Linked DNA regions of Homo sapiens: region 2 is linked to region 1. The links are chromatin contacts, found by Hi-C or POLR2A ChIA-PET in ENCODE. All regions are on one chromosome and are shown on one strand. Each heading gives the region's core, a stretch centred on a gene start or an enhancer-like site at or near the end of the contact. The rest is flanking DNA. Distances are from core to core; before and after follow the strand shown.

Evidence for each region. A loop is a pair of places that touch in the nucleus more often than their neighbours do. ChIA-PET counts read pairs that join two places held with the same protein, here RNA polymerase II (POLR2A). Pooled maps may share reads with other maps.
Region 2: a map of PC-9 shows a loop between it and region 1 (8-fold over the local background). The contact joins two enhancer-like sites. A Hi-C loop is called at or near these places in 6 of 168 maps with a recorded cell type or tissue (B cell, CD4-positive, alpha-beta T cell, Calu3 and 3 more), 3 of 37 single-sample maps with no recorded cell type and 9 of 50 pooled maps. POLR2A ChIA-PET finds 5 or more read pairs at or near these places in 19 of 52 experiments (A549, A673, AG04450 and 16 more).

What each region holds. Positions count from the first base shown.
Region 1 is chr20:47,390,050-47,395,659 of GRCh38, reverse strand. The region is part of intron 2 of LINC01754 (long intergenic non-protein coding RNA 1754); the gene reads left to right. Among named protein-coding and RNA genes, the nearest start is that of LINC01754, 19 kb to the left of the region's middle. RefSeq lists enhancers at 2,843-2,892, 3,153-3,342, 3,513-3,642. Within about 2 kb of position 2,924, at least 9 of the 41 ENCODE cell types and tissues checked have a DNase peak (open chromatin) inside an H3K27ac peak, as active enhancers do; they include B cell, OCI-LY7 and PC-9, where a contact is called at or near this core.
Region 2 is chr20:47,430,953-47,436,047 of GRCh38, reverse strand. No RefSeq gene overlaps it. Among named protein-coding and RNA genes, the nearest start is that of LINC01754, 21 kb to the right of the region's middle. Within about 2 kb of position 1,712, at least 4 of the 41 ENCODE cell types and tissues checked have a DNase peak (open chromatin) inside an H3K27ac peak, as active enhancers do; they include B cell, OCI-LY7 and PC-9, where a contact is called at or near this core.

The sequences.
Region 1 (5,610 bases), core at 1,675-4,174:
AGATCGTGCCATTGCACTCCAGCCTGGGCAACAAGAGGAAAACTCCATCTCAAAAACAAAAACTAATCACAGCAGCCTGGGCAACATGGTGAAACCTTGCCTCTACAAAAAATACAAGAATTAGCCAGGTGTAGTGGCAGGCACCTGTAGTCCCACCTACTTGGGAGGCTGAGGTTGAAGGATTGCTTGAGCCTGGGAGGTTGAGGCTGCAGTGAGCCATGATCATGCCACAAACTCCAGCCTGGGTGACAAAATGAGACTGTATCTCAATACAAAAGCAAATCACAGAGGCCAGGCACAGTGGCTCACACCTGTAATCCCAGAACTTTGGGAGGCCGAGGCAGGCGGATCACCTGAGGTCAGGAGTTCAAGACCAGCCTGGCCAACATGGTGAAACCCCGCCTCTACTAAAAATAAAAAAATTAGCTGGGCGTGATGGCAGGTGCCTGTAATCCCAGCTACTCAGGACGCTGAGGCAGGAGAATCACTTGAACCCAGGAGGCAGAGGTTGCAGTGAGCCAAGATCTCGCCATTGCACTCCAGCCTAAGTGACAAGAGCAAAACTCCATCTCAAAAAAAAAGCAAATCACAGGTAAGAGATGCAAAGGACACAGGCCTGTCACACATGTCCTGTGTTGTGCTTGAACTCTGGTAATTTTATTTACATTTATTTATTTATTTATTTATTTTGAGATAGAGTCTTACTGTGTTGCCTAGGCTGGAGTGCAGTGGTATGATCTCGGCTCACTGCAATCTCCACCTCCTGGGTTCAAGCAATTCTCATGACTTAGCCTCCCGAGGAGCAGGAACTAGGTGTGTGCCACCACACCCGGCTAATTTTTGTATTTTTAGTAGAGATGGGGTTTTGCCATGTTGGTCAGGCTGGTCTCGAACTCCTGACCTCAAGTGATCCTCCTGCCTCGGCCACCCAAAGTGCTGGGATTACAGGTGTGAGCCACTGCACCTGGACTGAACACTGGTAATTTTAAAATGAAATACATTTATTACTTTTTACAAATACTCAAGTAAAAGACCAAAAAAATTCAAATTTAATTTTAATTTAAATCATTGTAAGATGTATGGGATTAATATCCACACTCAGGATTTCTCAGTACTCACTTTTCATAAAAATCAGCTCAAAATAAAACATACCTAGAAAATTGCAGAATAGAGGGTCCTGTGGTGCCTATCTAGTCTCTATTCCTCTAGGGGGAATGTAGTGGGGTCTTAAGATACCCTCTTGGCTGGGTGCAGTGGTTCACGTCTGTAATCCCAGCACTTTGGGAGGCCGAGACAGCCAGGTTACTTGAAGTCAGGAGTTCAAGATCAGCCTGGCCAACACATTGAAACCTTGTCTCTACTAAAAACACAAAAATTAGCCAGGCGTGGTGGCGTGTGCCTGTAGTTCCAGCTACTCGAGAGGCTGAGGCAGGAGAATCACTTGAACCTGGCAGGTGGAAGTTGCAGTGAGCTGAAATCATGCCATTGCACTCCAGCCTGGGTGACAACAGCAAAACTCCACCTCAAAAAAAAAAGATACCCTTTTAGAGCCAGGCGTGGTGGCTCACACCTGTAATCCTAACACTTTAGGGAGGCCGAGGCAGGCAGATCACCTAAGGTCAGGAGTTCGAGACCAGCCTGGCCAACATGATGAAACCTTATCTCTACTAAAAATACAAGAATAAGCCAGGTGTGATGGCCGGCGCCTGTCGTGATCTGATTATCTGAAAGCAAAAGGAACAAAACTGGAGTGCAATGAGTGAATGAGCTCACATGTGTCTTGTTTAGCCTTAGAATTCATATTTAGCAAAATAAGTAAGCCTGTGCTCCTCACCTGAACTCCTGGATAACTCACTGTGGATATTTACACATCACTGGGTAGCTGTCTGTCATGTCTCATTTATTCCCACACATGGGCTCATTCATTCATTCAACAAACATTTGCAGACAGCCCCTTCTCTGCTGTGCTGCCCTTTGCTTTCATGCAGTGTATCTTCATACTTTCTCTAATAAGTCTGCCTTTCTTTACCAAAAAAAGAAAAAACAAACATTTGTCCTATGACCTACTGTATGCCTAGCACCAGGATGGGTGGGGTTAGTCTGACTTCTTTTGAGTGACCTAAGCCCAACTCAAATTGGCTTGTGTAAAAAAGAATTTGGCTGGGTATGGTGGCTCACGCCTGTGATCCAGCACTTTGGGAGGCCGAGGCAGGTGGATCACTTGAGGCCAGGAGTGTGAGACCAGCCTGGCCAACGTGGCGAAACCCCGTCTCTACTGAAAATAAAAAAATTATCTGGACATGGTGGTACACACCTGTAATCCCAGCTACTTGGGAGGCTGAGGTAGGAGAATCACTTGAACCTGGGAGGCAGAAGTTGCAGTGAGCTGAGATTGTACCACTGCACTCCAGTGTAAACGACAGAATGAGACTCTGTCTCAATAAATAAATAAGGAATTTATTGGCTTATGTAACTCTATGAAACTTATGTAACTTATAAAAGCTCTAGTGCAAGTCGCCTTCAGGCATGGTTGGTTCTCACAGTATGAGAATTACCCTCACTCTTCATCTCTCAGCTATACTTTCTTCTGTGGAGGCCTGCTTCACCCTCAGGTAGCTTCTACCCTGAGATCATAGCAGTCTTGGCCTCTACCCACTCTAGCTTAACCACCCACAGAGAAAGGGAAAGCCCTTTTCCCAACAGTTCCAGTGAGAGTCCTGACCTGGCTCTAATTTGATTCAGTTTGAGTCACATGCCTTCACTGGATTGATTGGGAGGTGCTAGATGGTTGTTGGCCAGTGTGTCATCACCTGGTCACACCAGTAAGTAAGAGATTCAGTCCCATCTGAATCACGTGGATTGAGAATGACGGAAAAGGTAGTTTCCCAAAAGAATGCTAGGGCACAGTGACCAAAAAAAGAAGAATGGATGCTGGCCATGCAAAAAACAACAGATGTCCAACTATAGACATGACAAAAATGAATAAAATACCTTTTATGGGACTATAGAACCCCCACATGCACCTGGCAGGAGTGTGGGCTGGCAGCTGCTATGTGGGAGAGCAACCTGGCAGTGTTTTGCACCCACATAGCCTATGCCCCGGCATCTCCTTCCTGGGGAGAAGAGGCAGTGATGTGTGTGGAGGCGGCCATATGGGGGCCATTGCTAGGAGAGTACTTTGGTAAAATGTGGTGAATGCACAGAAGATGGGGAAGCCGAAGAAATGGACTAGATATTTACAGAGACCCGTGTTGAGATCTTCAAAACAGAGTGAAAACAAAAACCAAAGAACTCTGTAACAGGAGGCTATTTGTGTAAATGTAAAACGCATGTCATGGTGAGTAATCAAGATAGCGTTGCCCTTGGGGGATGTGACTAAAAGGAAGCACAGAGCTGCCCAATTAAATAATACATTTCCCAGCTTTCTTTGCAACTAGGCGTGGCCACATGACAAGGTTCTGGCCAATGGGATGGGAACAGAAGTAATGCAGGCAACTTCCTGGACCAAGACCATAAATGGAAAAGAGAGTGCCCTCCCTCTCTCTTCCTTTCTTTCCTGCAGGAGCTGGAGTGACTCTCTTGGTCCCTAAGGTGGAAGCCATGTGTTGAGGACACTGAGCAACAAGATAGGAGGAGCCTGGGGCCCAGCCAGAGAACAGGAAGCCACCCAAATAGCTCTCAACCCCTTATAGATGGACTACTAAATGGGAAATAAAGTAGACTGTTCTCTCTTGATCTTTGTACAGAATCTATGTGCTAACTAATATAGTGCTCACTGGGAGGCTGAGACAGGAGGATAGCTTGAGCCCAGCTTGAGCCCAGGAGTTCGACACCAGCCTGGGCAACATAGCAAGACCTCGTCTCTACTTAAAAAAAAAAAAAAATTAGCGGGGCATGGTGGCACGTGCCTATAGTCCCAGCTACTCGGGAGGCTGAGGCAGGAGGATGGCTTGAGCTCAAGAGCCAGAGGTTGTAGTGAGCTAATATCACACCACTGTATTCCAATCTAGGTGACAGAGACCCTGTCTCAACAAAATAAAACAAAAAAACCATAGTGCTCAATAGGTTGATATTATCATGACTTTCTCCTCAGTTGTCATTATGATGATGATTATTTTATTGACCTAAAGCATTATGTACAGTTCAGCAAAGTCTTGTGGTGCCTTAACAAACAATGGAGGCAGTAACCCTTAGAGTTCTTGAGTTGCAGGTGTAGGAAACCACTGCTGACTCAAGTAAAAATATTGGTAGAATATGGTGTAGCTTATTGACTCAAAAGAAAGGCTGGAGGCCTTGTGTGGTGGCTCATCCCTGTAATCCCAGCACTTTGGGAAGCCAAGATGGGCGGATCACCTGAGGTCAGGAGTTTGAGACCAGCCTGGCCAATATGGCGAAACGCTGTCTCTACTAAAAATACAAAAATTAGCTGGGCGTGGTGGTGCACGCCTGTAATCCCAGCTACTAGGGAGGCTGAGGCAGGAGGATTGCTTAAACCTGGGAGGCAGAGGTTGCAATGAGCCGAGATCACACCATTGCATTCCAGCCTGGGCGACAGAGTGAGACTCCGTCTCAAAAAAAAAAAAGGCTGAAACTAGGCTTCTGGAAGGCTAGGATCTGAGGCAAGTCCTGGAATCCAGGTGACAGGAACTCATCAGCATTGGAGTAAAAGAGATATTCAAAACAGAGTGAAGAGTAAGTATAAATAACAGGAGGCTGGCTGGGCGTGGTGGCTCACGCCTGTAATCCCAGCACTTTGGGAGGCCGAGGCGGGTGGATCATGAGGTCTGGAGATCGAGACCATCCTGGCTAACATGGAGAAACCCCATCTCTACTAAAAATGAAAAAAAGAAATTAGCCGGGCGTGGTGGTGGGCGCCTGTAGTCCCATCTACTCGGGAGGCTGAGGCAGGAGAATGGCTTGAACCTGAGAGGCGGAGCTTGCAGTGAGCCAAGATCGCGCCACTGCACTCCAGCCTGGGCAACAGAGCGAGACTCGTCTCAAAAAAAAAACAGGAGGCGGCCGGGCGCGGTGGCTCACGCCTGTAATCCCAGCACTTTGGGAGGCCGAGGCGGGTGGATCATGAGGTCAGGAGATCGAGACCATCCTGGCTAACAAGGTGAAACCCCGTCTCTACTAAAAATACAAAAAATTAGCCGGGCGCGGTGGCGGGTGCCTGTAGTCCCAGCTACTCGGGAGGCTGAGGCAGGAGAATGGCGTGAACCCGGGAAGCGGAGCTTGCAGTGAGCCGAGATTGCGCCACTGCAGTCCGCAGTCCGGCCTGGGCGACAGAGCGAGACTCCGTCTCAAAAAAAAAAAAAAAAAAAAAAAAAAAAACCGGAGGCTATTTGTGTAAATGTAAATCGCATGTCACGGTGAGTAATCAAGATAGTGCTGCCCTTGGGGGATGTGACTAAAAGGAAGCACAGAGCTGCCCAATTAAGTATTACATTTCCCAGCTTTCTTTGCAGCTAGGCGTGGCCACATGACAAGGCCACATGTGGATGTGGGGCAGAGTGGACAGGGAGGTTGTGTTTGCACAAAAGCATCTACCTGTGATGTTTAAGTTGAGATGGATGAAAAGAAACTGGCCATGTGCAGATACTGGAAGAG
Region 2 (5,095 bases), core at 463-2,962, 42 kb before region 1:
TAGAGGCCACAGCTTTTTAAAATATTCTCTAAGAAGAAGCAAGAAAATTCACAATTTAATTTTGAGTTCTTCATAAGCCATTTCATTTTTTAAAGTCCTCATGGAATGGTCATTCAATATTAAATATGAACTTTCTATTTGTAGAAGCATGTGAAAGATTGTTTTGTTCTTTAATCTAGAACAACAATCTGTAAACTGTTTATGTAAAGGACCAGATAAATATTTTAGGCTTTATGGGCTCTCCGTCACAATGACTCAAGTCTGCCAGTGTAAGGCAAAGCAATCATAGACAGAATGCAAATGAATAGGCAGGGCTGTGTTCCATTACACTTTATTTGTGGACACTGAAATTTGAATTTCACATAATTTTCTTTTGTCACAAAATATTCTTTTTTCCCCCACCCCCTTCTCAAAATATTATTCTTTTTGGGGTTGTTTTCAACCATCCAAAAATGTGAAAACCCGGCCAGGTGTGATAGCTGATGCCTATAATCCCAGGATTTGGGGAGGCTGAGGCCGAAGGATCACCTGGGGCCATGAGTTCGAGACCAGCCTGGCCAACATGGTGAAACCCCGTCTCTATTAAAAATACAAAAATTAGCTGGGCTTGGTGGTGCATGCCTGTAGTCCCAGCTACTCGGGAGGCTGAGGCAGGAGAATTGCTTGAACCTGGGAGGCAGAGGTTGCAGTAAGCCAAGATGGTGCCACTGCACTCCAGCCTGGGTAACAGATCGAGACTCCATCCCAAAAAAAAGAAAAGAAAGAAGAAAAATTTGCCTTTTTGAAACCAACCCAAGCAACAAAGTGAGATGTCATCTCTATTAAAAGCAAACAAACAAACAAAAACGGAACTAAAAACCATTTGTGCTCACTGGCCCTGCAAAGAAAAAGTATGTGGTAGGGAAATAAATTTGCTTACCTTTTCACATTTTTATTTTGTTTTCTGAATGGGTAATAATTTCAGCTTGGTTCAGAATTCAAAAAGCACAAAGGAAAATATCTTCCCCACTGAGACACTGAGCCACCCAGTTTCCTATCCCAGAAATAAGTAATGGGTCCACTTTCTTATGGATACTTCCAGACATTGCCTGTGAATATACAAATAATTCTTTATATAAATTTATATATTTTTTTCTGACAAATCCATACTGTTCTGAATCTTGCTTTCTTCACTTAATCTTGGAAGTCACTGTGGAGCAGAACATAGCCACCTCACTAATTTTTCAGCTCATAATATTCCATTGAATAGATCAGGGATCAGCAAACAGGCTCATGGGCCAAATCTGGCCATTGCCTGTTTTTTGTAAATAAAGTTTTATTGGAACACAACCATGCCCATTCACTTATATATGATGTATGATATATGACTACATTTTTTTTTTAAGACGGAGTCTCGCTCTGTCGCCCAGGCTAGAGTGCAATGGTGCGATCTCAGCTCACTGCAACCTCTGCCTCCCAGGTTGAAGCAACTCTTCTGCCTCAGCCTTCCGAGTAGCTGGGATTACAGGTGTCCAGTACCACACCGGCTAATTTTTGTATTTTTGGTAGAGACGAGGTTTCACTATGTTGGCCAGGCTGGTCTCGGACTCCTGACCTCAGGTGATTCACCCGCCTCAGCCTCCCAAAGTGCTGAGATTACAGACGTGATCCACAGTGCCCAGCCTGTATGACTACTTTTGAGCTACAACTGCAGAGTTGAGTCATTGCACCAGAGCCCTCTGGGTCTGCAAACCTAGAGTACTTACTCTCTGGCCCATTATGTAAAAAGTTTGCTGACTCCAAGTATAGATGTTCTTCAGTGTACTCAAACATCGCTTGACAATGAACAGTTAGTGTTCATTCCAAATGTCTGTGGTTACAGAGAGTGCTGTGATACATAACGTGTCCATGTGCAATTGTCCACGTATGCAACTTTCTCCAATGTCAGAAAATCCTAGAAGCAGAATTGCTGGGTCAAAAGATATGTGCATTTGTAATTTTGATAGAAATTGTCAAGTAATTTCTAGAGATTATATCAGTTTACATTCACTCCCACCAGCAGCAAATAAAAGCAATCAATTTCCCAACACATTTTCTAACTTAGTCTGTTATCAGGCTTTTTGATCTTTGTCTAAGTGGCGGGTTAAAAATGGCATGTCAGTATAATTTTAATTTTCATTTATTTTATTGTGAATATATTTGTATCGTAGGGCTGCAATGACAAATTACCAAAAACTTAGTAGCTTTAAACAACCAAAACATGTTCTTTCACAGTTCCAGAGACTAGAAGCTCAAAATCAAGGTGTCAGCGGGGCTGGACTCCCTTCTAAACCTCTAGGGAAGATTCCTTCCTTGCCACCTGTACCTTCTAGAGGTTGCCAGCAATTTTTGTTTTTCCCTGGCTTGTAGATGCATTACTCCATGCTCTGCCTACATCTTCACCTGCCTTCTCCCCTTGTATGTCCATGTCTCTGTGTCCAAATTTTTCTCCTTTTTCCTTTTTTTTAAAAATGTTTTTTATTTTTTTTCTGTTTTGAGACTGAGTCTCACTCTTGTCTCCCAGGCTGGAGTGCAATGGCACAATGTTGGCTCACTGCAACCTCCGCCTCCCGGGTTCAAGCGATTCTCCTACCTCAACCTCCGGAGTAGCTGGGATTACAGGTGCACGCCACCACACCTGGCTAATTTTTGTATTTTTAGCAGAGACAGGGTTTCACCGTGTTGGCCAGGCTGGTTTCGAACTCCTGACCTCAGGTGATCCATCCGCCGCTGCCTCCTGAAGTGCTGGGATTACAGGTGTGAGCCACCGTGCCCAGCCTAAATTTTAAAATACTAGACATCAGTATGACGTACTACTCAGCCTTTGATTTCACTTGCTTATTAAGTATATTTACACTATTTATGACACCAACCTTTTCTCTTTTTCTCTCTTCCTTCCTTTTTTCTTCCTTCTTTCTTTCCTTTTCTCTTTCCTCCCTCCCTCCCTTCTTCCCTTCCTTCCTCACTCTCTCTCCCCCTCACTCCCTCTTCTCTTTCTCTTCTTCCTCTTTTTTTTTTTTTTTTATGCTCCACTTCCTCAACATTCTTCCCTTACCCCAAGTTGCCGTTTCAGATCAGGAAGATTAAGAGGCCATAGATAACCTTTCTTAACTTTTCTGTGAATTATTCTTTTTTGTTTTTTCTTTTTTCTTTTTTGAGACAGAGTCTTGCTCTGTCGCGCAGGCTGGAGTGCAGTGGAGCGATTTCGGCTCACTGCGGCCTCCGTCTCTAGGTTCCAACAATTCTCCTGACTCAATCTCCTGAGTAGCTGGAACAACAGGCACGCGTCACCATGCCCGGCTAACTTTTGTACTATTAGTAGAGACGGGGTTTCGCCACATTGGCCAGGCTGGTCTTGAGCTCCTGACCTCACGTGATCCACCCACCTTGGCTTCCCAAAGTGCTGGAATTACAGGCGTGACTCACCGCACCCTGCACTTTTCTGTGAATTATTCTACTGCAAGCTCAACTTGATCAGATCCTGTTCATCAGTAGAGAAGCAAAAACTAACCAATACAAAACACACATCAGGGTTTCTTAGCACAAAGATGAGTGACAGAGGTAATTCCAGCTCTCTCAACAATCCTTCAATAAAGAGATACTATACAGAAAGTGTTTAAACCACAGCTTTAAATAAACAGTGAGTAATTGATCAACTCTCCCACTGTTTTTATGCAATACATGATGGCTAAAAAAATTAGAGTGTTTCTTGAATAACTGGAAGTTGAATAATGTACTTATGTGTTGCAAGAGTTTCCAGTTTCAATGCAAGAAAATATACCATAAATTGGCCGGACGCGGTGGCTCACGCCTGTAATCCCAGCACTTTAGGAGGCTGAGGCGGGCAGATCACGAGGTCAGGAGATCGAGACCATCCTGTCTAACATGGTGAAACCCCATCTCTACTAAAAATACAGAAAACTTAGCTGGGCGTGGTGGTGGGCACCTGTAGTCCCAGCTGCTCAGGCGGCTGAGGCAGGAGAATGGTGTGAACCCAGGAGGCGGAGCTTGCAGTGAGCCAAGATTGCGCCACTGCACTCCAGCCTGGGTGACAGAGTGAGACTCCGTCTCAAAAAAAAAAGAAAATATACCATAAATCCATAATTACATTTTCCTTTTAAGATACAATACACAGGGCTAGGTATGGTGGCTCACCCCTCTAATCTCAATGCTTTGGGAGGCTGAAGTGGGAGGATCACCTGAGGGCAGGAGTTTGAAACCAGCCTGGGCAAGCTGGGCACCATGGCTCATGCCTGGAATCCCAGCACTTTGGGAGGCCAAGGCAGGTGGATCACGAGGTCAGGAGATTGAGACCAGCCTAGCTAACACGGTGAAACTCCGTCTCTACTAAAAATAAACAAAAAATTAGCCAGGCGTGGTGGCAGGTGCCTGTAGTCCCAGCTACTTGGGAGGCTGAGGCAGGAGAATGGTGTGAACCCAGGAGGTGGAGCTTGCAATGAGCTGAGATAGCGCCACTGCACTCCAGCCTGGGTGACAGAGCAAGACTCCATCTCAGGAGAAAAAAAAAAAAAAGAAAGAAACCAGCCTGGGCAACATAGTGAGACTCCAATATGTACAAAAAATTAAAAAATTAGCCAAGCGTGGTGGTGCCTGTCTATAGTCCCAGTTACTCAGCAGGCTGAGGTGAAAGGAGTATCACCTGAGCCCAGGAGTTCAAGGTTACAGTGAGCTATGACTATGCTGCTAGTCATAGTAGCATATGGAGACCCTGTCTCTTAAAAAAAAAAAAAAAAGATACAATGATACATTTTCAACATTTACACACAGTTCCATAACTTGAACCTGGTTGACACTGACCAGCTTAAGCCGACCAGTTTAAGATGAAGACCAGCCAATTGTTTTACATTCCATTATTTTTTGATGTGTTGGGAGGGAGAGAGGGAGACAGGCTTTCAAGATCTTCCTCATAAATGCATTCAGTTGAATAAATGTGCTCTGAGTTAGAGCCGCACCTTCTGAAAATGAAGAGCGGTCATGCAGGCTGGAGTGGCTCTGCCATTTACTAGCTGTGTGACTTTGAGTAAGTTACTTAGCTTCTCTGTGACTCAGATTTCTC